7 separate regions of the Mus musculus genome follow, and regions 1, 3, 4, 5, 6 and 7 are each linked to region 2. Evidence: chromatin loops called from intact Hi-C (ENCODE). Cell type or tissue: left cerebral cortex. All regions are shown on one strand.

The links. Peaks named below come from ENCODE experiments on the same cell type or tissue, not always from the same donor. Only the 100,000 strongest peaks of a DNase experiment are listed, where the experiment ranks them.
Region 1: it touches region 2 in a loop (3-fold over the local background); 5 of 42 quality-filtered maps call a loop at or near these places.
Region 3: it touches region 2 in a loop (2.6-fold over the local background); 6 of 42 quality-filtered maps call a loop at or near these places.
Region 4: it touches region 2 in a loop (2.1-fold over the local background); 5 of 42 quality-filtered maps call a loop at or near these places.
Region 5: a loop joins it to region 2, with 4 times the contacts of the local background. A loop is called at or near these places in 6 of 42 quality-filtered maps.
Region 6: a loop joins it to region 2, with 2.2 times the contacts of the local background. A loop is called at or near these places in 12 of 42 quality-filtered maps.
Region 7: a loop joins it to region 2, with 6 times the contacts of the local background. A loop is called at or near these places in 33 of 42 quality-filtered maps.

The regions. Positions count from the first base shown.
Region 1 is chr9:45,053,548-45,057,547 of GRCm38, forward strand. It overlaps Mpzl2 (myelin protein zero-like 2), which reads left to right. Exons shown (of 6, transcript NM_007962.4): 6 at 1-496. It overlaps Mpzl3 (myelin protein zero-like 3), which reads left to right and starts at 1,634. Exons shown (of 6, transcript NM_001093749.3): 1 at 1,634-1,771. The coding sequence starts at 1,696. In left cerebral cortex, no CTCF peak of the experiment used is centred here; DNase peaks (open chromatin) are centred at 1,648 and 1,823; H3K4me3 peaks cover 1,449 bases; H3K27ac peaks cover 1,061 bases.
Region 2 is chr9:45,144,748-45,148,747 of GRCm38, forward strand. Scn4b (sodium channel, type IV, beta) reads left to right here. Exons shown (of 5, transcript NM_001013390.3): 2 at 1,926-2,098; 3 at 2,920-3,148. Among named protein-coding and RNA genes, the nearest start is that of Scn4b, 8.1 kb to the left of the region's middle. In left cerebral cortex, CTCF peaks have their summits at 851 and 1,703 (motif pointing left); DNase peaks (open chromatin) are centred at 1,049 and 1,677; H3K4me3 peaks cover 953 bases; H3K27ac peaks cover 970 bases.
Region 3 is chr9:44,650,425-44,654,424 of GRCm38, forward strand. No RefSeq gene overlaps it. Among named protein-coding and RNA genes, the nearest start is that of BC049987, 20 kb to the right of the region's middle. In left cerebral cortex, a CTCF peak has its summit at 1,823 (motif pointing left); a DNase peak (open chromatin) is centred at 1,817.
Region 4 is chr9:45,046,780-45,050,779 of GRCm38, forward strand. Mpzl2 (myelin protein zero-like 2) reads left to right here. Exons shown (of 6, transcript NM_007962.4): 4 at 385-532; 5 at 2,873-2,945. The coding sequence ends at 2,936. Among named protein-coding and RNA genes, the nearest start is that of Mpzl3, 6.4 kb to the right of the region's middle. In left cerebral cortex, a CTCF peak has its summit at 1,959 (motif pointing left); a DNase peak (open chromatin) is centred at 1,952.
Region 5 is chr9:44,834,308-44,838,307 of GRCm38, forward strand. It overlaps Kmt2a (lysine (K)-specific methyltransferase 2A), which reads right to left. Exons shown (of 36, transcript NM_001357549.2): 11 at 2,244-2,390; 12 at 1,837-1,932; 13 at 1,495-1,615. Among named protein-coding and RNA genes, the nearest start is that of Gm39326, 19 kb to the right of the region's middle. In left cerebral cortex, a CTCF peak has its summit at 2,321 (motif pointing right); a DNase peak (open chromatin) is centred at 2,328.
Region 6 is chr9:44,967,716-44,971,715 of GRCm38, forward strand. Cd3g (CD3 antigen, gamma polypeptide) reads right to left here. Exons shown (of 7, transcript NM_009850.2): 5 at 3,548-3,591; 6 at 2,976-3,058; 7 at 1,857-2,202. The coding sequence ends at 2,993. Among named protein-coding and RNA genes, the nearest start is that of Ube4a, 4.1 kb to the left of the region's middle. In left cerebral cortex, a CTCF peak has its summit at 1,908 (motif pointing right); no DNase peak of the experiment used is centred here.
Region 7 is chr9:45,021,460-45,025,459 of GRCm38, forward strand. No RefSeq gene overlaps it. Among named protein-coding and RNA genes, the nearest start is that of Cd3e, 14 kb to the left of the region's middle. In left cerebral cortex, a CTCF peak has its summit at 1,527 (motif pointing right); a DNase peak (open chromatin) is centred at 1,533.

The DNA of each region.
Region 1 (4,000 bases), 91 kb before region 2:
TTTTTATTTCTCTCCCTCCCCCCCCCTTAAAAATTAAGACAGGGTCTCACTACTATATAGTTCTGTCTATCCTAGAACTTGCTCTGTAGACCAGGCTGTCCTTGAACTCAGAGATCCTACTGCCTCTGCCTCCCTAGTGCTAGGAATAAGGGCATGTTCCACCATACCCTGGTCTAAAATTTTGATACCTAGTTTTGAAGCTACAAGTTAGAGCTATATTTTCTCTTGTGAATATAACAACTGGATATTTCTTTAAACAGATGGCCTGTGTATATTTCATATTTGTAATGAAGTAGTTAAAAACTCACAGAGAATGTCTCCAGGGAACTTGCAGCTTGTGTCTTGTTTGAATACTCATGGGATATCAGGTTCTTGTTCAGTGTCTCCTTCCTAAGAGTACTTTTGTACTGTAACTTATTTTTTATTATGCATGAATCACTGTGTAAATAAACCCTTAGTAATAAAGAACTATGATTTTTATTATTTGCTTACAAACAAATCTGCAAAATTCACAACAGCAGTTAATGGAAAACAAGGGAAGATGTTTAACTTTGCTCAAGTTTTCTTGGTAGATAGTAGAGTTAGACACGCAGAGCAATCATTAATTGATGAAATTAATTTCTAGTAGTTTTATATTTCTATAGGCTTCACATATTGCTTTGGAGGACTGGGAAATGGGCAAAATGATAGCACACATTTGGAAGACTCATTTCTTGGACCTAACCCTAATCTGAGTCTTACGACTGAAGTCCAGGTTGTCCTTAGTTCTTCTGCCCCAGTCTTGCAGATCTTGGATTTACAGGCTTTTGCCATCCTACCTGACTTAGTTTGGGAACTTTAGAAACAAGGATATTTGTTTTTCTACTCTTGATTCTTCTCATAGAAAAAACTACCGGCTTCCAAGTCTAGTAAAGTATGCCAATGGAAAATGTCAGCTATGAAATATTTCCAAAAGCTGAGGCTTTTTATTCCCTTTTACTTTCATTAACCATGGCGGGTCCAGGAGAATTGAGTGATTACACCAGTAAAGCGGGGTCCTTTCCACCCTTTCTTTCAGAGCATGTTAGACTGTCTCATTCCACGTCAAGTACCGTGATAATGATATCCTTACTTTTAAAATGCAAAGATACACAAACCCAAGTTCCTCCTCTCCTTTAATACACACTGTAATGATTTCATCATCACTGTCACTGCAGTAATTTAATAAACATCCAATTCTGAATGATGTAATGGCTACATTAAAAGGTACACAAATGACGACGCTTGCACGTATTTACCAAAGGACCCAAAAAAGATATATTTATTCTGATCTTGGATGGTCGCCTACGTTTTCCTGAACTTCAAATGTATGAGAATCTTTTGTGAGGGTTCAACTTAGATATTCTAGAGAGATAACTTCTGGATTACAGTCGGAGGATCGAGCCTGGTTCCCTGGAATTCCATAAAAATAGAACTGTTTTTTCAGTCTGTAGCCAATCTGAAGCAGAAGAGCGCAATCAGATCCTCCTGAGAGTCAAAGAACCGCTGATGAGGGTAACCGGGTACGATTCTAGTAACAATCCTTGTCCCTGATTGAGGTTGGGTCCGGGACGGCTCTTTCAAAGGTGACTCCCGACATGACGTCACTTCCGGCACCACCTGCATGGTCCCCGGGAGGCGTAAAGAGGGTGTGTAAGTATCGGAAGAGCTGTCGGGATGCAGCTGGCAAGAGGAACAGTAGGAGGCCGTGGCTGCGCTCTCTTTCCACTGCTGAGCATCCTAGTCGTCCAGGGTGAGTGCGCCAGCTGGCTGGACTCCACTTCCGGCAGGGGGCGGGGGGGTCAGGAAAGATGGTCGCTTTTCCGGTTCCGGGTTGGGGGGTCTCAGAAAAGCCCCCGCTCGGCTTCTGCGAAGGAAGGAAGGAAGGAAGGGAAGGAGGGGGTGTGGGATGGTTTTCTTTCCCGGCTAGCACCTCCCACTGCGGAGAGTTGGTTCCCCTCAGCTCTCAGAGCCCGACCACCTTGTGAGACTTGACACCGCCTTGATGATGCCTTGACGAAACCACAGCGAGCACAGGCTTGGCGGACACTCACTGCTCTTGTGAGATTCTCTGTGCTTGTCTGCCAGGGTTCTGAGTTGCTGTTACACCCTGGTCGGAAACCGGGCAATTCGTGTTCCAGTTATTTTGAGAGACACAATCAGGGCTAGGGAAAAAAAGGAAAAAAAAAAAAAAAAAGAAAAGAAAGGAAGAAAGAAGAAGAAGAGGAAAAAAGGAAAATCATGACTTAGTGATTTTATTTCAGGGGCTTTTAAATAAAACATTTTAGACAAGAGTTATAGTGTGATTTTTCTTATAGCAGGCATATTGCTGAAGAAAAGGCACCTTAGGACTTTCTAAACATTCTGAAGTATAAGAAAAGTCATAGCCATTCTTCTGAAACTTGAATCTTTTAACTATTGTCAGTACAGTGTTGCCATAATGACACTATTGTAAGGTTTGGATAATTTTACTTTCATGCTATTCCAATTTCTAAATTTCAATCCAAACTAATTAGCTTCATTTTGAAATGCGAATATTCTCTTGATTAGTGTGTGTGTGTGTGTGTGTGTGTCTTCCTAAGAAATGGAATACTGGTATAGCTAGCATTAGAATGAATTGTTGTATTGTAGCATTTCTCTGAAAATAATGGACATTTCTGAAAGGGGTCTTTAATATTGTGTAAGTATTAGGTGGCTGAGTCTCATCAGGTAAGATGAGGAGGTTTTTGTTTATCTGGTGACTAATCTGCATGTTGCCAGCACACTCCCTGATCCCTCCCAGCTACCTATGTCATCATAAATGTCCAGTTTTCCCTCTGAGTTCTTTTTACAACAGAGCCAGGCCTACTGTCACCTCATATAAACTCATATATATATATATATATGCATACATACACACACACACAGCAGGGCTGTGGAGGGAGAAATGTCCACATATTGTCCCAATGAGAAAAAAAAAAAAAGATCCTAGAAATTGTGTCTTTTTGTAGATCTAGTGTCATTTCACATATACGAGCAGGTGTCAAATCTAGCAAAACAAATGGTTCAAATTAACTCTGGAGGGCTGGTGAGATCAGTAGGTAAAGGGGCTTGCTTTGCAAGCCTAAAGACCTGGTTCCATCTTCAGACTCTACATACAGGTGAAAGGAGAGAACCAATTCAATAGAGTTGCCTCTGATCTGTACAAGTATGGACACATTCTATTAATAGTTTTAAAGTTATTGATCACTGTGTAGAAACCTATTAAAGATATAGATTTAAACTCCTCACCCACTCCTCCAGGTTTTTTTGAATAGATTTACATTCTGCCTTTAAAACAAACAAACCAGGGGTCTGGAGAGCTGGCTCAGTGGTTAAGAGCATTTGCTGCTCTTCTGTAGGACTCTGGTTTGAGTCACAGAGTTGACGTCATGGCTTACCATGATTTGTAACTCCAATCCCAGGGAATCAGATATCCTCTTTGGCCTTCATAGACCCCCGATATGCAAGTGCTGCACATAAAGGCAGAATTCCCAGACACATAAAATAAAAAAACAAAGGTGGGTAGTTCACAGGCCTATTCATTCACTAAAATACAGTTCAGTAATTTTTAGTGTGCATGGTGTGCAATCATCATTACAACCACTTCGGGAACATTTTTATCACCCAAAAGAGAAACCCTGTATCCATTCTGACCTTCCCACAGGCTCTGGAAACCACCAATCTGCCTCTTTAAACTTTTGTCTACTCTGGGCACTTAATACAAAGTGAACCAGCCACGCGCCCCTTTGTGAGTAGCTCTCTTCACGTGGTGTGTTTGCAGTGCTCCATCTGGTTGGTTGTCTGTTGGTTCGTTTTGTCTCTTTTGAATCGCAGGTGGTGGGCTTTGCTTTCCCACTAGTGTTTACTCGCCATCCCTCTTCAGAGACTGAAAACCCTTACATTGTTGTCATGTTTGAATTGGCCTTCAGTTTTAAGTCTGATTCTGCTTGTTTCAGTTGGC
Region 2 (4,000 bases):
AGGGTGATTGTGTGGGAGCCCTCTAGCACAGTTATTCTTAAGTTGTGGTCTGAACCCACACTGTTCCCTAGGAGCTACAGGGAGAGGCCAGTTCTGAAGACTCACAGAGTTCCAGGGCCAACCCACACTTGCTGATGCCTGTCCCCAGTTGAAAATCTGTCCTCAGCATGGAAAACCACTGCAATAGTTACACACACACACACACACACACACACACACACACACACACACACACGAGTTGCAAATTGAGGTAATCTAGCAAGAGCTGGAACCACAGTGAGCCAATGCACCTATTTTAGCATGTGAAGAGGGGTTTCTGTCTCCCTCTTTGACCTTAAGGGAGTCGCTGACTTCCCTAGGCGTAGCTTCCTCTCCAGTGTGGTCTATAATTTTAGATATGATGGGGGAGCCGGAGGCTGGAAGGCGCCAGGCACACAGTAAATGCCTCATCAATATCTGCCTATTGGCATCACAGACATGGCAGGAGTCAGGACTGGGTTACTGGGCCATAGGGTGCAATTTCTGACCTGGTGTGTGTGTGTGTGTGTGTGTGTGTGTGTGTGTGTGCGCGCGCGTGTGTGTGTATGTGTAGCAACCAGAAGCAGAGGAGACACGAGGGAGGTGAAGGGACCTTGAGAGCAGGAGCTGGGTCACCAGCACTCCTTTGAGTGCCTTGTCCGTCTTGCCTGTCACTCAGTAGCATGGTCATTGCCTCTTGTGGGCAAAACAAAAGGAAATTGATTTATGATGCAGCACGAGGGAATTAAGTTAGACAACAAACGACTTTCCTGAGAATTAAGATGGGGGTGAGTGCTCATTTCCCCTACTGGCAAAGAAAGGTATGAGTTCAGTGTAGCTCTCCTTCAGTGTGGAACGACCTTGAGGCAATGCAGTTTCCCTAAGAAATGTGCAGGAAAGAGGAGGGTTAGATTCTTTAAGAGCGCTTAGGAGGAGGATTTACGGAAGGCAACGCCTCCTGAGGCAGAGGGATGTACTGTGGAAGGAGTGTGGGGGGCAGAGGGATGTCCTATGGAGGGGGTTGAGGCGACCGTGGATGTGTCACTGTGATTTCTGGGGCGAGGGTGCGGAGTGTGGATGCAGGGTGATGGGAAGGCTGCGCTTCACCGAATCCGGAGGGTTCAGGCCACCCCTAGGTCCTGCATCCTGCAGAGTGCCCTCACTTGTTACAAATGGCCTCTGCAGAGAGCTGCGCTGGGCCATAGGGTGCAATTGCTCTTTCCTGCGTCTTCGCCACTAGCAGTCTGTGTCCCCCGCGGCTACGGCCGCGGTTCCATTCCGGAGGGTCGGGTAGTCATCCTTCTGTCCTCCGGATCCCCTTGTGTAGTTGGAAACACTGTCCAGCCCTATGGTGTCTCTGCCCCTAGCTCCATGATAGGGACTGCGGCGATCGGGCCTTTCCACCTGACAAGGCTCTGGCTCCCACTTGAAACCTTCAAACATCACCAGGGGTGCGCCCCGATCTAGGGAAGTCTCCTGGGTGCAAGTGACAGGGAGAGTTCTGCTACCTTCCTGGTCCCTACGGGTGCTGCCCTCCTACCCAGGTGGAGGGGTGGAGTTGCAAGTTCAGGAGTGGGGGGTGCGAGAGGTGGGAGGGGAAAAAAGAAAAAGAAAAAAAAAAAAACCCATAAACTACTAGGTCCTTCCTTTTCTTGGGTTAGGGTGTCCCCTCGTGGTCATTTTGAGTACCACATGGGCCACGAAGGCTCAGAATTCAGTTCTATTCAGGCCAAGTGGGTATTGAAATGCATGGCCCAGGCCTTGTAGATTCTGTATTAGAGAACCACTTTCCCGACTTGAGGATATCAAAGGCCTTTCATCTGACAAAGTTCCCCTTCCTTGGCTGAGGGTGCCCTTCCAGAGCTTCCCGAGGGATTTTATTAAAGGAAACCTTGTCCCCTGTACAGGTCTCTTCCTGCTTCCCATGTACCTGTCGTTGGAGGTATCTGTGGGAAAGGCCACCACCATCTACGCTATTAACGGCTCATCGATCCTGCTGCCCTGCACCTTCTCCAGCTGTTATGGCTTTGAGAACCTCTACTTCAAGTGGTCCTACAATAACAGCGAAACATCCAGGATTGTAAGTGGGGTGCTCATGTCCCCCACTGTCTTTCCCTTGCCCATGGGTGCATTCCAGCCCAGGCTTTGGTCTCTTCTGAGGATCCCAAGAACCCACCTTTTGATACTCTTTCTCTGGAGTTTAGTCAGGAGGATGGTTCTGATGGTGATGCCAGAATTTGGGGTCTGTTAAATTTTTGGCTGAACTCTTTTGTCTTTTCTTGAGGCAACCTTGCAACTTGGATATTTTCAGAAAAATTAATAGCTTAACAATCATGAGAAAGAATCCGTTCAAAGGCCTGGAGAACAGAAACGAACAGTGGCCGAGGGATGTGTGGGAGGAGAGGAGAGAGGGCAAGAATGGAGCAGTGGGGTGAGCAGGTCACAGAGGCAGAAGGGGTTCTGTCTGGCAGGAATCCTTCTCCCAGAGTAACTGTGAAAGCCCCAGGAGACACTAGCCTTAGAGGATACTGAAGAGCTACAGTATTAATCCAGGTGCCGACTAAAGGGCAGGATTGGGTGGAGTAGAGAGGATCCAGAGTGAGAGTAAAGAAGGAAGGCTGGGCGGGGCCCGAGAGTGTATGTGTCTTTGCAGAGGCACCGTGCAAAAACAAAAACAAAAGGAAAACAGCAGCTGGTGGGGTGTGTTCCAGGGAGTCTTGAAGGAAAAAACACAGGTTTAGTTTGAAACAGGGCAGAATCCAGGTCAGGCAGAGCTATAGCCACTGTCAGAGAGAGCAGAGGAAGATGAAGGGCCTTTCTGGGTACATGGTCATGGGTGGCGTCCACGGAAGGGTGCCCTGACACTTGACTGCTCTTTGGGGTAATCTTTCCTTGCCCCAGCTCATCGACGGGATCGTGAAGAACGATAAGTCTGACCCTAAGGTGAGAGTGAAGGATGATGATCGAATCACCCTAGAGGGCTCCACCAAGGAGAAGACGAATAACATCTCCATCCTCTTGAGTGACCTGGAGTTCAGTGACACGGGCAGATACACCTGCTTCGTGAGGAACCCCAAGGAGAAGGACTTGAACAACTCTGCCACCATCTTCCTCCAAGTGGTTGATAAATGTATGTAGTGGGGGCAGGGGTGAGGGGGGGATAGGGTAGAAAGAACTTGGGGTGCCCGTCAGTGTGGCAAAATGAACCATGCTGGTGATTTTCTCTTTACACTTGCAAGAGTTACTGCAGTTGCATCTGGAAGCTAGAAAACGTCATCTATGTAGTGGCTTGTGGATAGCACTGAGCATCTTTGAGCCTCTATTTCCTAGTTCATAAAATCCTTTAGTCAGGATGGCTGTGAAGGGCCGAGGAGCTAGCTGGGAGTGTTCAGCAGCATTGGACTCTCTTCATGTAGATGGATTCTTGCTGGTTTTGTGTGCTGGGTTAGCAAGTGTTGGATGATTGTCAGGTGTTGTAAACGATGCTGTGGTTTTTGTTTTGTTTTTGAGGAGTGTGTAGTTCAGAGTTAGACAAGCAGACGGATAGCCCCAAATGAATAGCAGGTGCTTTCCAAAGAGCTAGAATGAGGTGTGGCCCTTCCACACAGGTGGAATTGGACACAGGTGGGTCAGTCAAGCAGTGAGGGCACTGAAGGAGCCAGATAGGCACATGCCTTTACTCCATGGAGGTAGTCAGGGAAGCAGAGGGATAAATAGGGGAGAAGTTAGATTGGGCACCTTGCAACTGAGGATCTTGGAATTTGATGCCTTCTGCATGCCCCCACCTCCATGACCATATCAAGGAACCCCTGGAGATGGAACAGCGGGAGTTGAATTTGGGTTATTTCAAGGGTATCCAGACACATTTTATTAGAGCCTGAGTCTAGTATTAGAACTGTAAATGGCTTCACTTCTTTTTATCTGTTTAGATTCCTGCTCTCAGTTCCTCAGTGGCTACTTTTTGTAGGAGGAGAGGGGAAAG
Region 3 (4,000 bases), 490 kb before region 2:
CCAGACTAGCACAGGTCAGTGAGAAACTCTGACCAGGGGACAAAGCGATGACATCCTTCTCTAGTCTCTGTGTGCTCATACTCACCCTCACGTGTGTGCTGCACACACCTCACACAAAATAAACAAACAATAAAAGAAGCAATCGGACAACTAGTAGATTTTATTCTAAGCAGTATAATAAGGACTTCAGAGGACAAAAAAGGTAAGACAGTCCTTCAGAACTGCTGCACGCAGGACCACCTTCTGCAGCAACCATTACTGTCAGTGAGACAGAAGATAGCACAGCATGACGTGAGTCTCTGATACACCCACGGGATACAGCAGATAGACTCAGCATCCTGGTGATGTCAGGGCTGGCTGGACCTTCCTGGGGTCTGGGAGGCTCCTGCAGGATGTGGAGATAGGAGATGATCCCTTTTGTTCTAGAAATTACTAAAGGATAAAGTTTCCTTATTACCCAAGAGCAGAGCGATGCCCGTTGAGACTAAAGGCAGAACCATACAGAGGCTACCAAAGCCAGATGAACGGGAACCTGCAGGCCCAGCGCTTGGCCATCCTGTGGGAAGAGCAGAAGGGTGCCTGGTTCAACTACGACTTGGAAAAGAGGAAGAACCTGGAGTTTTATCCCTCCAACCTCACCCCACTCTGGGCTGGCTGCTTCTCAGACCCTAGTGTTGCTGACAAGGCTCTGAAGTACTTGGAGGTGAGGGGACAGTGGGCAGGCAGGCCGGCCTGCCATCCTGGAGGTGGGACCCTCCCTTCCCTGCAAGTCTCACTGAGGCCACTGGGAGTGGCTGTGAGGCAGGATGGGAAGGGTCAGGAGGGACAAACCTGCCTTCCCTGAGGGCGCTGGGTCCTAGGCTCCTGCTTCAGCCATCACTCACGGTCACATCAATGTCTGGAACCTTCTAGGACAGCAAGATCTTGACCTACCAGAATAGCCTCTCTCTAGCTGTGGGATTTCCCGAATGTCTGGGGCCCTTCTGCAGGATCAGTCATTAGTAGTATGGAGGCAGGCAGAGGGCATCCACCAGGGCCTGGCCAGGGGTGTAGGGGAAGTCATGCTTGGACTGCGAGTCACGAACGAGAATCCAGGGCTCCTCATCCTCTTCCTGGCTGCCTTGCTCTATTGGGAACCCCTCAGCCGACACACCAACCTCCACCTGTCCAGGTAATAGACATTTCCAACACTCTTCTCCCTTTGTAAGACCCAAAGTTAACCTGTAACCCCCCCCCCCCCAAGGACCAGCTAACTTCCTGGAATGCTGGGAGCTGTAGTTCTTAATAACAATGTCATATGGGGAAACACGATGGCAATAGGGGTTTGTCCTTAAGAAGACCCTACAATCCTGTGTCATCACCATTTGCTGGGAATTCCAGAGGGTGGTCCTGGTCAGTATTTAATTAAAGCTTACTTCAAATTTGTCTCAAAAATTGTGAAACTGGTTTTTCTTTTGCAAATCTTGGGATTAACACCTCCCTCCAACCTGAAGCCCTGGATTAAGGGTCTGTGCCTGCACGGTTCCAGATAAGACGTCTGAGGGCCCTCCTTGGTGAAAGTCAGCTCCTCTCAGGGTAGGCACTTTGGATATTCAGCTCCTGGCTGGAGTAGGGTCTAAGGCTTAATTCAGTCCGTTTCTTCCAGACCTGGGAGGTGGCTTTGAGCTGTCCTAGAATTGGATCAAAACTAACTTTTTCATTTATTCATAAAAGTCAGCAGTGTATGATGTCATCCCTCAGGCGCATCTCTGTCCGGAGCCTTCTTCCCCAGGCCTGGCTGCGTCAATCTCTGAGCAGCACATTCAGGGCTGTGGCGGCCCCCAGTGGCCACTCCTGGGCTTAGCTGCAGGCCGGTATAGCTCTCCATGGCCCCATGTGATGATGGTGGGCCCAACTTACAACTCATCTTTTATATGTATATGTGCCTACACTCATGTCTCGCTCCCCGGCAACCTCAGGCAAGTCTGGAGCCTGTGTGTCCCTCCTCCTCCATGCCAGGATGTTGACAGGCCCATTCTTGTCCAGGCCTTGTGCTGTGTGTTCCAGAGTGACAACAGTCCACTTCATCGTCTGCTCTTACATTCTGCCCTCTTTTCCCTGCTGTTTCTCAAGCCTTAGCACGCTGGTGACACAGATGTGCCAGTTATCTCAGAATAAATAAATGGCCATTCATTCTGAGTCCACAGTTACTGCTGCCCTGAATGTAAGCTTCTCTAGGCTGACTGGTGGCGCTCACCTTTAATCCCATCACTTTGGTGGCAGAGACAGGTAGGTCTCTTGAGCGTAAAGCCAGCCCAGTCTATAAAGCAAGTTTCAGGGCTGCCAAAGCTAGAGAGAGAGAGACCTTGTCTCAAAACAAACAACAGAAGCTTTTCTGGCAGAACACAGTGAGAGATAAGCATCGATATTTCAAGGGCAGTTTCTTGACCACATCACATCCATTCAGCAAAACAACTTGAGCTCCTACATCAGGGCCTGTCACTTCCCCAGCTCAGGGATTTAGACCAGGTTTAAAGTGTCAGACATGAATTCCTTCCTGGGTCACAGGCCTCAGGTCTAATCAGAAAGCGGTTGGCTACCCCTATGGCATATTGGCATAACACCTTCCCAAACTACAAAGTCTAGCTAGCAATGAGGAAGCTCCCAGACCAATTTACTGGGGGGAGGGAAGCCCTCCCTAATACAGCGGGTCTCCTTGTCCTCAGTATGACATTGTAACAGTGGATAGCAGGCAGATGAAAGGAATTTGGCGTTCAGGAGTGCAGGCCATGGTAAATGTTTGGATTTCTGTCCCTCAGAATATACATGGCCTTTTGAGGTGTCAGGGTATAAGGTATAGGAAAATCCTGAATGGCAATCATCGGTGCACCCAGAGCTAGGTGGAACCACAGCTCATGGAGAGAGGACCCCTCAATACAAGGTTTAAGGCCCTCAGGAGTCTGGCCTCACTGCCTGGCCTCTCTCCAGGAGGAGTTTAGCCAGGCCAGTGAGTGGCCTTAGTATTCCTGGATGACTGTGGTAACTGCTCATGTCGGGAACCCAGCTGGTTCTCCTGGCCTGCACTACCTGAAGTCTACTTTCTGCTAAGCTTCCTGCCATGTGAATGAAAGAAGAGAGGCCTCAGGGACCCCATAGGCACTCTTGTTTCCTTCTCAGGCTCCATCTTCTACCTCATTTAACTTTTCTTCCACTGCTGTGTCTCCTGCTCTGCCCCACCCCCACTGCCCTTTCTCTCAGTGCCCTGGGGAAGGCAAGTGCCTTGGAAGGCTGGGACATGGGTGCTTCCTAGAGCCTTCTCTAGTGTGGAACCCTCTCTGGGGATGAATGAGTCCCCACTTCTCAAAGTACGCAAGGGGCACGGTGCTGGGGAAGAAGGCAGGCAAGATGTTCATTTCAATGGAAGAAGGGAACCTCAGCAGGACGCCTGTCACTTTAGCCTGACTGGGCATTGCCTTATCACCCTGAGGTAGGAAGGAGACTGTCACTGGGGGGTGGCTGTGTCCTTCAGTCTCTCACAGCCTCTGACACGTGCATGGGTTCTTTCTTAGAGTCCAGCTCCATAACGTTGCTTCCGGGGGGTCACTGATTTTGAGCAATGTTTACTGAACTGGGTCCGTGATTGGATTTGCTCTGTCCTACTTAGGTGTAGCTGTCAGCTTGTCTCAGCCTAATGTCACCTCAGAAGGGAATCTCAATTGAGGGACCACCCAGCCAGATAGGCCTTTGGACTTGTCTGTGTGGGACTATCTTGACTGTTGTTTGATATCAGAGTGCCCAGTCCACCATAGGTGGCACCATTCCCTGGGCTGGTGATTCTGAACAACATAAGAAAGTTAAGAATGAAACTGAGAGCTGGCCAGCAAGACTGCTACATAGTGACTTTAAGGCCAGCCTAGGCCACATGAGACCCAGTTTCAAAAAATAAAACAACAGCTAGGCAGTGGTGGCACACACCTTTAATACCAGCACTTGGGAGACAGAGGCAGGCAGATTTCTGAGT
Region 4 (4,000 bases), 98 kb before region 2:
TAGGTCTGACAAGATTAGCAAAAACTTGAATTACTGGACAGTTCAAGTGACTCAAGGGTTCTCAGTACTTGGGTGTCGTCATCATCACCTGGAAAACATGTCCAAACATGGATTGCTGGATTTACCCCCAGTGCTTCTGGTCCAGCTCGTTTGGGGTGGGGCCTGAGAAGTTCACTTCAAAGCTCCCCAGCGGAGCTGTCATGGCTTCTGGAGTCACACTAGAGAAGCCCTGATGGAGTCTGTGTGGGTTTCCCACTGCTGCCAAAGGTCACGTGGTCTTCATAAAAGCAGGAGAAAGGACGAGTCTGGTCAATGATGCGATGCATTGCCACTGTGTTTAGATCTCACCTAATTAGCTGACACCTTGTCCTTCTCTCCTCACAGTGCCCTTCTCTGAGATCTACTTCCTGGCCGTGGCCATTGGCTCTGCGTGCGCACTGATGATCATCGTAGTGATCGTGGTAGTCCTCTTCCAGCACTTCCGGAAAAAGCGATGGGCGGACAGTGCTGATAAAGCCGAGGGGACAAAATCGTAAGGCTGAGCAAACGCTGGCGGGAACCCCTGCTCACACTTTCAGGGTGGGCGGTGCTTGGGATCTTTCAGTGGGGCCAAACAACTGTTGAGCAGTTGATTTTCTTTTTGACCAAATGTATGAGAGGTTTCCCGTTCATAGGACAGGTAAGTTAGCGCATGGGTAGTGACTTTACAAAAGGCTTCTTAAAGGGGCTGGAGAGGCGGCTCAGTGGTTAAGAGCACAGAATGTTTTTGTAGATGATCTGGGTTCTGTTGCCAGCACCCACATCTGGTGGCTCACAACAGCCTGTGATTCCAGCTCCAGGAGGATGGAACCCCTCTGGCCTCCAGGTGGATGGTCACCATCTGTGACCTTATGTGCACACATTTGCATTCAGACAGATACACACACATGCTTAAAAACAAGTTAACAACAGCAATGGAATTCAAAAGGTTTCTTAATTTTACAAAAGATCTCACCACAGAATTTCATTATTTTGTGGGACTTGGGAGCTCTAAAAATATGCACATGCGAAGCTTTAAAAATATCCTCTGTAAAGTGAAACGCACGTATAAGGGGATATAGGGTGAGGCGCTCAGCTGTCCCTGAGACTCAGAGACGGGAAAGTTTGCTCTGCGGACAGTAAGTGCTCAGCAAACATTTTTAAATTAAGATAAAATTTATAAGCTACAAAATGCACCCATTTGGGCCAAAGAGATGGCTTAGCAGTTAAGAACACTGGTCTCTGGTAGAGGCCTTGGGTTTGGTTCCCAGCATCCATATTTACTCTCTACCTAATTTAAGATGTGACTCTCTCAGTGACCCTGCTGCTCACTGATTGGCTAGACTGGCGGCTGTCTAGCAAGCCTCCTCGCCTCCCATTCCTGGGACTAAAGGGGCTGACTACTCCAACAAGAGTCTCACAGCGAGCAGTTTACACACTGAACTCCATCACTGGCTTTCATGTCTGTATGATATCCCAGGATTACGGACATACTACATATTGTTTGTATGTTCAGATGATGGAGACAGTCTGTCCCCCCCCCCTTTTGGTTATTATACCGAATATCAATCACTACAAACATATTCTACACACATTTTTACATACACATACTTTCAACTCTCCCAAAAATGAAAGAAGAAATATTGTCAAGTCATTGATAACTATTGAATTTTTTGGAGGAATTGACAAAGTGTTTTGTATGGGCACTAGAATTTCTACACTTAGCTGGTGTGCTGGTACACCCACACCTTTAATTCTAGCACTTGGGAGGCAGAGGCATGTGGATCTCTGTGAGTTTGAGGCAGTCCTGTTCTACAAAATGAGTCCAGGACAGCCAGGTTATACAGAGAAAGCCTGTCTCAAAAACAAAACAAAACATCGCCTAAACCCATAAAGTTCTACATTCTCACTTTTGACTATGCCCTCTAGTGGACATGAGGTGGTATGTCAGTGAGAGTTTTGGTTTGCATCCCTGTGATATCTAGTGGTGCTCGTCCTATCTCAGGTGCTTAGCGCTGTTTATAGATTGTCTCTGGAGATGTATTTGTTCAGATAGTCCGCCCACCCTTAAACTGAGGTGGATGTCTCCTTCTTGTTAAGCTGTAACAGTTAGATGTCCGGCCCCTTTCAGCTACTTTACCTGCAATTGCTCCCCCTCTCTGGGTTCTCTTTGCTCCTTCTTGAACACTATCCATTAAGACACAAGAGTTTTCTTTTTGGATGAAGTCCAGCTCTTCAAAATGTTTCATAGTCTTAGATACATTCTTACAGTTATGTCTTTGGTGTACTTCCGGATAGATTTTTGTGTATAATTAAGAATCTCAATTTGTTCTTTTGCATGTGGATTTATAAGAATCCCCTAGAACTGTTCATTTATTTTAATTAGTAAATAGTTACTGAAATAAATGTAATTGATTGTGAAGCATCTAAGGGACCCATTGACAGCATTCTGATTTGAAGAGAATATAATTGATAAAGAGGATTTCTAGGTCAACCAAAAAAATCTTTTTTCCCTTTTTTTTTTTTTTGGCAGAGGGGTAGCCATTAGAAGTCAGACACCATGGTAGAGCATAGATAGGTGTGCACTTTAAATGCCCATGGTACTGTATTAAATCCCAGGGGAGTTATCTTGCATTCTGAAAAGTGAGTTTGAACTTGTAGGTCACCTGGGGGCATCGGCATTATCATTGACATGGCCCTGGCAATTTAGTTCTCTGCAACTTGAATGGCTCTCCAGGCATATGTAATTCTTCCCAAAGCATGGGCCAGGGTACCTTACCTGGCGCTGCTATGGGACCTGCCATCTTCCCTTCCTCCCTGATCACCTGACATGACTTCTGCTCCTTGGTTACAGAAAAGAAGAGGAAAAACTCAACCAAGGAAACAAGGTCTCTGTTTTTGTGGAAGATACAGACTAACACTTCGAGGTAAGGGTCATATTTAGGTGCCTTCTTTCTTCAGTTTGCATAGCTGTTAGCCCATCTCCAACAGAGATCTCTCCGTCACTGCACAATGGCTGAGGAGACTTCCTACTCAGGACAGAGACTCTTGGCCAGTCAGATTAGTCTCCTATTAGCTGCAGAGTTAACTTCTCCTTTCAGAGTACTTTTGTATATGATTAAGGAACCAGGCTACTTCCTTTAATGCTGAGAGGATCAGATGATAACCTTCCCTACCATCTATCTTGTTTTAACTTTGTGTGTGTGTGTGTGCTGTGTGTGTGTGCTGTGTGTGTATGTGTGTGTGTGTATGTGTGTATGTATGTGTGTGTGTGTCTGTATGTGTATGTGTGTGTGTGTGTATGTGTGTGTATGTATGTGTGTGTATGTGTATATGTGTGTGTATATGTGTGTATGTGTGTGTGTGTGTGTGTGTGTGTGTGTGTGTGTGTGTGTGTATGATGGGACAGAGCTCCTCCTCCTTTCTGCCTCCCCAGCGCCTGGATTCTAAGCATGCGTCTCCATATCCACTGTTTTCATGGCTCTGATGACTGAACTCAGACCTTTATTTTAACATGACAACACTTTACCAGCTGAGCTATCTTATCTGTCCAGCTCAATAAATCATTTTAGATGAAAAGATTAATCTCTGATGGTTTGTTTTTTTTTTAAATTTTTTTTTATGAGTCATTTATGTCATGATGGTAAGTGATCCAAGGATCAGAGACATGGCTCGCCGGCTCAGAGCACTTCCTGATTTTGCAGAGGGCCTGAGTTCAGTTCTTAGCACTCACATGGTGGCTTGCAACCATTCATACCAGGTCCAGGAGATCCAGCATCCTCTTCTGAGCTCTCTGGGCACAGCACACACATGGTGCACATACAAATGGGCAGGCAGAATACTCATAAAGTGAAATAATCAGGAAAACATTAAAGAAAAATTAACCAACTAATATCATGCAGTATAGTCTGTGGTATCTGATAGGAGATACAAATTTAAACAAATTACAAAATATTTGGAGTTTAGGCTGGGCATTGCCGCA
Region 5 (4,000 bases), 310 kb before region 2:
GATTAAGAATTTAACCGCAGCCTCAGCACTACAGGTGTGTGGTGGGAATCAGAAGGAATATCATATCTTTTAAACACAATGTTTGGGCTTTTAAAGAGGTAACAATACAGAGGTAAGAAACAGTAAATTGAAATTTTTTTCCGTGTCAGGTCCCAAAGAAACACAGGGCAAGGTCCACTCAGTACCTGTGGCTCCTCTGCGTCGTCCTCACCCACCCGCCCATACCTCAAACCTCTCTACCACAGGGGCTGCTTTCACTGCCCTCCCCAGCTTCTCACTCCTGTGTTCCTGCCACTGAGTTCTCAGTCCTCCACCCTTGGCCTCTGCCCTCTCCCCTCTCTCGGTCCCTGCCCCCCACCCCATGGCCCAGTCTGGACTCTTCCTTTGGCTGTTCTCCCTCATATGTATCTACAATAAACCTTCTCCCCAGCCTCACCTCCGAGCAGACGTCCTCACTGTCATCCACTCCTGTTCTTACAGCTTTCATATTAGAACTCAGACCAGTGCTTTCTAAGGCCAGCCTCTGCAGGTCTGACCGGCCCGCGCATCCCCAGAGTGTTCACTATTTCATCGACATCCTTAAGCAGTGCTCACTGCATGTGGAGTGTGCGGCACACGCCTGCAGTCTCTGCACTGAGGAGGAAGAGGCAGTGTGGGCTGCACAGCGGGACAGCGACCCGAGTGACGACAGAACAGTGGGAAGGAGGAAGGAGGAAGGATGAGTGGGAGAAGAGACTGACAGGAGCATGTCACCTGCACTCTAAGTCATTAAAGTTGTGGGCTGGATGCGCAGTTACGTGTCTTAGCAGTGATTTTCTGCAGTGCTGAGGACTGAGGCCTGGGCCTTGCAATCGACAGGCAAGAACTCAACTGAGCTACATCCCCGACTTTTCCCCCTTCGTTTTCTATTCTGAGACAGGATTACTAAGTTCCCAGGGCTGGCCTTCTACTCTTGCCTCTGCACCCTGCCTGCTGGGATTACGGACCTGTGTTAAGGTCAGATTCCTGGTGTAATTACTGAGATAAAATGTTTACATACCACCTGACCTCATTTCTGAAATCAAGTGTGTATTTACCACATTTTGGGTCTACTGTTTTATTGGAGTAGTTTCTAAGTAGCAGTAACAATATCCCCATAATTCTCCCTATATTAATTAGAAAAATGGTTCAAGTTGCCGTCTATGTAAATAAAAAAGCAAGAAGCACTAGGAGGTGGCTGCACTTTCCACCTCTGTACTTGGGAGGCTGACGCATGCGAATCTCAGTGACTTAAAGGTCAATTTGGTCTACAGAGCGAGTTCAAGGACAACCAGGGCCACATAGAGACCCCATCTTAAAACAAAACAAAACAAAAACGAACAAAACAAACAAGAAATAAAAAGGCAGGAGTATTACATGTGCCTAGCCCGTCTGAGACACAGTGAGGAGGGTCCCACGTCCTTCCACAAAGTCCCCACAAATACTAAGCAGGACCAGTCACTCAGCACTAGGTACCTTTAGCAAAGAGTTTGGCACAGTCATGGCACAGTGAGAAATCGTGAGACCACTGTGCGTCCCACCCTTTGCCTGGAGTGGTGGAGCCACAGCTCTTGCAGCGGACACACTTGGTGCAGATCTGGAAATGAATGAAAGGCACTCAGTAGGGATCTCTTGGGCTAGCGTCGTCTGTTATTTCAAAGCCTGGGGATGCAGCTGTTCCTGATCTGACTTCGTTACTGAGATCACTCTGAAGCAGCCGTCATGCTGGCAGACTAAAGGAGGGGCATCCTGCTACAAGCCACCAGCCTCACCCAGCCACCACGATGCTTGTGGAAGGAGCACGGTGTGTGTACCCACCCACACTTTCTTTTTCTTCGTGGGTTTGGTGGGGTAGTTTGGTCCCAGGCACTCGGGGTGATAGCTGTTTCGGCACTTGTTACACTCCAGCAACTGCTGTGGGGAGACAACAGCCAGAGCACAGGTTACACCGCCCTCCCCGCCAAGACACGCCAGGAAACACAGAGGTTCACACCCCAAAGCCACTCAGTGATAAGGGAATTTATCACACAGATTTTACTTAATTTTGGATTTTCTTTCCTAAAGTTATTTTCTATTTTCCAAAAATTGAAAGAAAAAAAAATCAAGAAATTATCTTCAGTCAGAAAAACTGTCAGTAGACAGTATATATTGACACAAATTCCCAGTACAGGGGGCTGGGAGGGGGAGGGAACAAGGAAGCCCCTTGCTGCCAGGACTCGGTCTACCTTTGTAGCCTGATGCTGTCTTCCACACACATGGCAAAACTTGCAGCGGCGACAACACCAGTTTTCCAGCTGGTCCTCCAGGGGGCGCTCATTCTCCTCTAAGCAAAACTTGTGGAAGGGTTCACAACACACTTGGCAATACACAAACTGTAGCAGGAAGAGAACAAAGCATGTAGCCAGGGTGCACAGAGAAATAATAACCATCGTCCATACATCCTGTGGGTCCTAGGCATCCACTGTGTTAACCCGATGCAGCAAAACGTGAGTCTTGCATCTTACAGGACACACATGAAGAAAACTGTACAATGGCCTCCCTCATTCAATGTACACATATTCTGTCTCATAGCTGACACTATCAGAAGTATAGCCTGGCTAGGGTGGTGCACACCTTTGATCCCAGCAGTAGAGAGAGGCAGGTGGCACTCTGTGAATCTGAGGCCAGCCTGGTCTACAAAGTGAGTTCCTGTCTCAAAAAAACTATTGTCTAAGATTACTTTTGAGATATGTATAACAATACATGAAGTAAAATAAATTTTATTTTTTATGCCTCTCTCAAATATCTCTTTAGGTATAGGTATAGGCAAATATCCTAAAACTTGAAAAGAAAGAACAAAAAGGAGATACCTAAAACATTTATGGTCTCAAGTATTTAAATAAGAGATACTTGACCTACACTTAATTCGACATAAGGAATTATGCAGATATTTAAGAGCAACACAGAGTTCAGGCAACCAAAACAGGAATAGCAGAATCATAAAATGACCAAAAAAAAATCTAAGATTTAACAGGGCATGGTGTAACACACGTCTGATTCCAGCACTTGGGAGGCTAAGGAGTGAGGTGAGAGTTTGAGGTGAGAGACTAGCCTGGGCTACACAGAAGGCTCTCTGCCTCAAAAGGGGAAACGGAATGTGCTAAATGCAGAAAGAGACCCCAAGAGAGGTGTAGACAAAACTGCACACAGAGGAGGTGGGTGCGAGAATGAGCTACATTTCCCAGCTGTAATTTAAAAGTACATCTTATATTGGCAGAGGATTTTTAAAAATACAACCACCAGTACTGTTCTTCCCAAGGACCTCCAAGTTTAATGGCTAACACCCTAGGGTGGCTCCAATTCCTGAGAATCCTAGGCCTGTGGACCCGAGGGTGCTGCGCTCATGTACGCACACTCCCAGATAGGGACACCTACACGTGATTAAACATAATAAAAGTAATGTTTTAAAAATGTAACAACCCTCAATTTTCTTCTGACCAAACAAAGAAACACCCTGTTTTTATTACAAAGACAAGTGGTCAGACTTAAAGAGGCCTACAGGTAAGTACAAGTGTGTATCAGTGTTGGCTTGATGACGATACAGAGGTTACACAAGTGTGTCCTATCATAGAGGCAGAATGGCTTCCGTTTGCAACTTGCTCAGTCTTGAGAAAACAGAATATATAACATATGTATATACATTTCATTTCTTATTTTACACTTGATCTTAGTTGAAAGACTGAGAATCATGTTGTATTTTGGAAAAATACATACATAGAGGCAGAAACAGAAAAAGGACCTCTATTCACATTTGGAGAATCTAGGCAAAGAGTACTAGGTTTTTTATGTTTTCCTATAAGCTTGGCCTAAAATATGTTACCATAAAAAAGACTTGATGGAAAATTCCTCAAACAGTGGTCATAATTAGTAGCAGTATAGTGCAGACTGTGCTGGGCACTCTGATTCTTTTTAAGGACTTATTTCTAATTTTATTTATGTGTAT
Region 6 (4,000 bases), 180 kb before region 2:
CACTGGCCACCACGCATACGGTTGGGTAAACAACCAATGTGTACATATGCAATAACGTTTTTTGCCAAGACACTGCCTGGCCCGGGCATGATAATGAGGTTCTGTGAGGTACTGAGAGTATAACCAATCAGGTGTGAGGCATGCAAATGAGGTAGAATGCATAACCAATCCGGGTGTGAGACACGCCTCTCCTAGGCCTATATAAGCAGCACCAGTGCTGGGCTTGGGGTTTCGCCTCTGCAATCAAGCTCTCCCAATAAAGAAAAAGAAAACTTGAAGAGACAGAGACTTGTGGCTGCTTGGGGTTGAGAGTCAGCATAAGGACTATTAAAACAGTGGTGGTGATGTTTTCAACCTGAATTATGATGGGGCAAATTACTAAAAACTGCTGAGAACAGGTGAAATCACTTAAAATTGGCAAATATTATCATAGGCTAATTATATATCATACAGGCTTCTTTTTTTTTTTTGGTTTTTTTTTTTTTTTGGTTTTTTTTTTTTTTTGGTTTTTTTTTTTTTTTTTTTTGGTTTTTCGAGATCTAACTCCTTCTGGCCTCATAAAGCACCAGGCATACATGTGATACACATACATGCTGGCAAACACCAAAACCATAAAATAAAACGTCAAGAATGAAACCTGTGAGCCCTGCGTGGTGGCGCACGCCTTTAATCCCAGCACTTGGGAGGCAGAGGCAGAGGCAGAGGCAGGCAGATTTCTGAGTTCCAGGCCAGCCTGGTCTACAAAGTGAGTGCCAGGACAGCCAGGGCTACACAGAGAAACCCTGTCTCAAAAAAACCAAAACAAACAAAACATTCTAAGTTTTAATGTTTGCTGGGTTCTTACGCAGGTCATAATTCAGTGGGCCAGTGCAGCAGTGAGGTGGCACATCAAGAAAAAGTATCTGCCACACAAATGTGACAACCTGAGCCCAATCCCCTGAGAAACAGAAAAAGAGAACCCACTCCACCATGTTGTACAGAGGCTGGAAGCTTCCAGGACTAGGCCTAGGATAGCAGACAGAGGCAGTAAGGCTTAGAGACGACAATCACATCACATGAATAAAAGTTACTTTTACAGGTGCTGGGGATTGAACCCAGGTCTCTTGGAAGAGCAGCCAGTGCTCTTAAGCACTGAGCCATCGCTTCAGCCCTCCAAAGGGAGTTCTTCACACATGCGTTGTTGTTTCAGCTATGTCTCCACATCATTTTGTTCCAGGTAGCAAGTGAAGTCATGCCTGGCAAACAGGCAGCACAAACTGTGCTTTAAGTAAAATGCTACAATCAATCAATCCTTAGCCAGTAATTGGTCTTGTCTACTTTATCCTTCATAATCTTCAGGTTGGATTAGGAGAAAATTCAAGATATATAGTGTTATATCATAGTGTGAGACATAGGGGAAAGGAGAATAAAGTGTACTTGAGAACTTTTCTTATATGCTTAGTATACACCTAAGAACATATGTAAGAAGCTCACTTGCCTGTGGGGAAGGCTACTCTGTGGCTGGACACTCCGGTGGAAGGAGACCTTTCACTGCATATGTGATTCACTGAGTAGTAGTAGTTGTTGTTATTATTATCATTGTTATGCTTTTACTTATTGTTATTACTATAGTGTGTGTGTGATGCGTATGCATGGGGTGTGCATATTCTTCAAGTGTATGTGGAGGTAAGAGAACAACATGGTGGAGTGGGTTCTCTTTTTCTGCTTCTCAGGGGATTGGGCTCAGGTTGTCACATTTGTGTGGCAGATACTTTTTCTTGATGTGCCACCTCACTGCTGCACTGGCCCACTGAATTATGACCTGCGTAAGAACCCAGCAAACATTAAAAAAAGAAATGTCTATTTGGATAGAGAGGTAGGTTATACTTGATCTTTTAATTTTGTCATTTACAATTTTCCCAGTAGGGGGCACTCTGCAAACACCACACTGTGCTTGTTTTCCTTCACTGAATTTTTTTGGGGGGTCTGGGGGTGGGGTGCTGAGAACCCCAAACAAGGTTGACAAGTGCTCCACTTCTGAGTCATACCACTGGCTCCTCCAAGCTTTTATTTTATTTTGAAAAAAAAAAAAAAAAGACCAAAATTTCTTTGACAGTTCTTCCTCTCTGCTTGCAGTCTACCTGTAGGGTTGAAAATCTCTCTACTGGGCTCTCTCCAAAATGCATTGTTTTGATTCTGGGTGCTGGATAGAAGGGGGGACACCTAGAACGAGAAAGAAAATTTGCAACTGGTCAGAAAGCTCATTAACGTTCTCAATTCTGTCTTCCTAACTGAAACTTGGGATGAACTGACAGAATCAGAAATTCTGATTGGTTGATTAAAAAGTTAATAAAGGTTTTTAGTTTTAGTTTTCTCTCTCCCTCTCCTTCCCTCCCTGAACTTTTTTTTTTGAGGGGGGAGTGTGGGGAGAGACTGGAACTTTCTACTAGACCAAGCTAGCCAGGAACTCACAGAACTCTGCTTTCAGAGGACTGTAATTAAAGGTGTGTTCCACCACACCTACGTTTCGGTCTTTGGTTCTTAATGGCCATTCTGCCTTAGACATTAGGTAGTGTCTAACACATTTTTGTTTATCACACTGGGGGCGGGGGAGTGAGTACCAGTGCCATCAGGTAGATAATGGCCAAGGACATTGCTATAATGGGCAGGACAGTCCTTCATCACAAAGAAAATCTGTGGATGTTTGAGAGAACTTAATGAAGTTAAGAACAATGCTCAGCATCTGTGGGCTTGAGGCCCTGCTCTCAGAGGACCCACAGATGCACACAGCACCCGTGCATTCTTAGGTCGAGACAGTCAGTCCTGGTACCAGTGTCTTTAAAAAAGAGACTCCACAGTCAACTCCCTGCCCCTTTTCATCCCTATTGGAAGAAGAGGTTTGGCAGCAGCTAGGAAGCATGTGGAGCCCGCAGGGGATCAGCGATGCAGAGCCTGCAGGGGCACTGCCCAGGATCAGCGGTGAGGATCACACGTACCCTGAGTCCTGCTGAGTTCACTTCTTCCTCAGTTGGTTTCCTTGGAGATGGCTGTACTGGTCATATTCCCGGTCCTTGAGGGGCTGAAGAGGACAATAGCAGCATCAACTTATTGTTCTGTCATTAATTAATGTCATTGTGCATTATTACATATTGAATATTATTCTATAATATTATTATTCTATATTGAATATTATTCTATAATATATAATATATTATTATATATAATGAATATAGTCACTGAATATTTTTATGAACAAAACCCTAGAATGGCTGCTTCACAGCCCCAGGAGCCAAAAAAAGAACGAGGAGAGGGAAACCACATGGCGTTTCTTCGAGTGGTTCTCTCAGTCAGTGCGTTCCTCAGCTTTTTCCCCCTGGAGATCCTCATTCCTGTCTCTTAGTCTTCCTCTCTCCCAGGCAATCCCACACAGCAGCCATTGCATTGTGCGGCGTGCCTTAAGTAGTTCTTTCTCACTACAGCAGCTCTCCAAATAACTTGCCTCTAATCCCAAAGGTCCACCTCAAATCAACTGACTACAGCGTTCTTTTTCTCATCCCCAATTCCTTACCTGGTACAGCTGTTCATTTTGCAACAGAGTCTGCTTGTCTGAAGCTGCACACACGCACACAAAAAGAAAACAGACAAAATATATATTCTAAGACAGAATGATAATAAATTGAATTTTTCACACAATAGAATTCTAAGTAGTATAAGGATCCTCTGAGCACAAGAATACAGACCACTTCCAAAAGTCAAAAGAAACTACACACAAGAATATGTATTGCAAAAGTCTACTTCTGCAAAATAAGAACCAAGCAAAAACATCTCTGTGGTCAGAAGTCAGGACAGTGCTTCTTCTTGGGGACAGGTGGTGACTGGAAGTGACCATCAGTGGGCCATCTATGGTGTTGGTAGTATTCTGGATCTTAAACTGAGTGTCAGATCCATGAATATTTTGCTTTGTTAATTTTTTTTTAGCTGTGTTCTTCTGGTTCACTTTTGTATATGTAGGTTTTACTTC
Region 7 (4,000 bases), 120 kb before region 2:
GCAAAAATATTACTTAAAGGAAAACAAGACATAGACATGCCCTATAAGTTAAAAAAAAAACATATAAAGCTTGAATTTCACAGTATAATTAATGTTTCCTGTGTGATTTATAAATACATATTTAGGAAAATTGATTGGAGAAAATCCAGCAAATGCCTCCAAAGATGGCCTGTGAGTATAAATAGCGCAATCTGGATTTTCAGCCTATATTTTTCTACACGTTTAAAATTTTCCACAATGAATATGTATTACTTATATAAAAATAAAGATAAGTATTTTCAGAGAAGAGGATGGATAACCAACACTGATTTCCAAGGAAGTATGAACATCACTCATATGGATTTTAGCATGTACATGTGGACACACTCTCTGGCTTTTTCTATCTTTCATATTTCTTTCTCAGGCCTCCAGTTAGCTAGAGTCCTTGTCCCTCCAAATCCAAGTTGTCCCAGTCAGTGGATGACATATCCTAGAATAATAACTATGTATATTATACTTGATAAATATCTATGTTGCCTCCACAAAGCTCAGAGACCAGTGCAGAAAGTGGGAACATAGAGAGGTTTTTAAGAGTCAGAGGTCAGGGAGGGCCAGACCAAAGCAGTGCCTGTTTTATCTGTCTGTGCTTGTTCATAATTTTCCATAGTAAAAAGCTCAAACCAAGCTGTCTTCCCTTTGTGAGGCCCCGTGTCAACTCACACAGAAAGTTGGATTTAGTAGCAGGCTCTGGGGGGTTGAACCGAAATGAACTGGGAACCTGCTCTGTTTTGCCACCCTTGTTTCCCCCTCTGCAAGACACCAAGAATTAAAAGAGACCATGTATCAGGATGCTTTGCAGTTAGAAGACTCGGGCATTCAGACTCAAGTTTCTTGTAATCAAATTTGGTATTTTAAAAAAGATGGAAAAACTTTCAGTATGTAGCAGGTGTTCTTTAAGCGTTTAGCCACAATTTTCTTGTCTAATTAAAACGGTATTTACTAAATATGTGGAAGGCATGTCCCAAGTTCTAGGCTTATTGATCATTCACTCAATAATTAAAATTTATAATGAATGAATGAGTGAAAGAGATAGATGTTGGGCTGGAGAGATGGTTCAGAGGTTAAGAGCACCGACTGCTCTTCCAGAGGTCCTGAGTTCAATTCCCAGCAACCACATGGTGGCTCACAACCATCTGTAGTGGGATCCGATGCCCTCTTCTGGTGTGTCTGAAGACAGCAACAGTGTACTTATATAAATAAAATAAATAATTAAAAAAATAAAAATGAAAAGCCAAGGACTATCCTAAAAAGAGATAGCTGCTAAGTTATCTAATTAATAGTATGCACTATATTACTATCACATTAATTAGTTAGCATGTTTAAATATAATTTATTAGGTATACATACTTTATAGAGTTCACTTAGTCTTTACTTCAGTGTTTGCTCCTAGTCTGAAAACATTTGAACATTAGGCTCTGGTTCAACCTGAGCATCTCAGCCTTTTGAGATCAGGCGCTGAAGTCTTCATCTTTGCAGCTCCTTTAAGGTCCACCAGAGGGAGCTCTTTACCGTGGGTGTTTGGTGGAGAACAGTGATTCAGAACCTACACATTCACTTGCAAGTACCTTATTCTGTGACTGATAATGTTTGGTACTGGGAATATGGAAAGGGACAAGATGCGGTCTCTGTCCTTAAGGAACTCAGCCTAGTGTACAAGCCAAGATATAAACAATAATGACTGTGTAGTGGCTGTAATAAAATGTTGCAAGGTGCTAAGGGACTATTAACTCTGGCTCCGGGGGTCAGGGAAGACTTCAGTGAACACCGTGAAAGAGAATAAAGGTTTATCAGACAGACAAAGCAGAGAAAGCGCAGGCACACGGAGGTGAGCACAACCCGGAACGTGGGAAAGGGGCTGAGAGCCAACAGGAGCCGCAACACGAAAGGCCTTAATCTTTAAAATGAAAAGAGTCGCAAGTCCTACTTACTACAGCAAGAGGTCTTAAAGTCACTCTGGGGCAGAGTGCCTTTATAGTTGCTCATATACAAGGTGTGTGTGTGTGTGTGTGTTTCCTTTTAGAAATAGGGTCTCAAGATATAGCTCCAGCCATCTTTAAACTCATGACAGCCCTGCAGGCGCAGTCTTTCAAGTGCTGGGCTTATAGGCACTAGTCACCATCACTTCGGCTTTAAGGGACTTTTGTCTTTCATAGGTTCCCCTAGGGACCATTTATACACTTCAGAACGACTTCAGAGCCAGTACCTGGTTAAGGCCTTCTCTTTTCTATCTCTATTGCATTTCAGTCATGTAACTTTAAATGTCCACAAATCAAGCTCTTCCCCACATAAACATGGACATTTGCTGATGTGAAGATTAAAACAAAAAGAGAAAGATGATTCAAGCTTCTTAGTCAATTCTAACAGAATCACTTTAGAAATGTTTGAAATGACTCAGCCTTGTTAGAATGAACCAAGTATGGACCAAAAGTGGCCGCTTAAATAACGTTTCTTACCCTTGATGGATGATTAAAAATCCATTTGTATTTATTTTGTGTGTGTGTGTGTGTGTGTGTGTGTGTGTGTGACCTTGTGAGTGTGTAGGTCAGAGGACAACTTTGCAGGTCTGTGTTTTGCCTTCCACTAGGTGGGTCCCTGAGATGGAACTCAGGCCCTTAGCTTGGTAGTAGGTGTCCTTACCTAACTCTGAGCCCCCTCGGTTACCATTGGCTACCATCGCTATACCTAGGCAGACACCAGTGCTTGGAGGAGATGTGCCACCAGAATCAACAGAGTGCTACTACTGTGATGAGCTGGGCCTCTGGGTGGCTCCTGCCTGAGTTGGCAGAAATACTTTCACCTTATCTGATTCACTCTAGAAGATTCATCCCCTCTGCTTGGACAAACATCTGGCTCCCTTTCCACACAGAAGCACTTCTGAGCTGACCAGTCCAACCTGCTTGCTCCCCGGAAGGTATCCAAGGGAAGTGGAGGGGAGCCTGCCAGGCCAGAACACCTTGCCTGAGACAACACCAGTGTGCTTCCTGCTGCCTTCAGCAGATCCACAGTGAAGCCCAACCAAAAAGCCTCACCAAGACCGGCTTTTAAGGACAGTGGGGTGGGCTGGGGTGTAGGCAAGATGGTTCAGTGCCTGTTGCTGAACCTGAGTTCAACACCCAGGATCCACGTGATGGAAGTAGAGATCCAACCCCCACAAGTGGTCCTCTGACCTACACATGTGTACAGTGTCATGTGAGTATCCCCCCCCCCCCGCCCACATATACACAATAAGTAAATACATTTAAAAATAATTTTAAAAGGATGATAAGGACTTAAGGGTTCCTAGTCTGAGACACACTTTTTGTTTGTTGTTTGTTTTTTGTTTTTTGTTTTTTCGAGACAGGGTTTCTCTGTGTAGCCCTGGCTGTCCTGGAATTCACTTTGTAGACCAGGCTGGCCTCGAACTCAGAAATCCGCCTGACTCTGCCTCCTGAGTGCTGGGATTAAAGGCGTGTGCCACCACGCCCGGCTGAGACACACTTTTTTTTCAGAACAATGAACTCTTGGAAAGAAAAGGGCCGGCAGGGTCTTAGAAGTTGCTTGGTTCAATCGCATTAGTTCACAAAAAAAAAAAAAAAATGGAGTCTAGGACCTAAGAGTTTAAATGAGGTAACCTTGCATCCCGGCCTCCCTGGGACAGGTCTGGTCACACTTGTTTTTCCAGTGTAAATACCAGAAATGCCACTTTAGTTTTCAAAGTGTCCTGGGTTGGACAGTAAAATTATATGGTCATTCACACCCTATCTTAAGGGGAAATTGAGAGTGGAAGTGGTAAGGATCCTGAGATGTGGATTGTAGAGAACAGAAGAACAACAAAACAACACCACACCACCACCACCACCACACAACACAACAACAACACAACGGAAAAAAAAGTGAAAACCAGCAGGGCTCTCACACGCCAGGCTTCCTTTCTAATGATTCTGTTACTAAATTCCATTTTTGTTTCTCGGGTTTTTGTTGT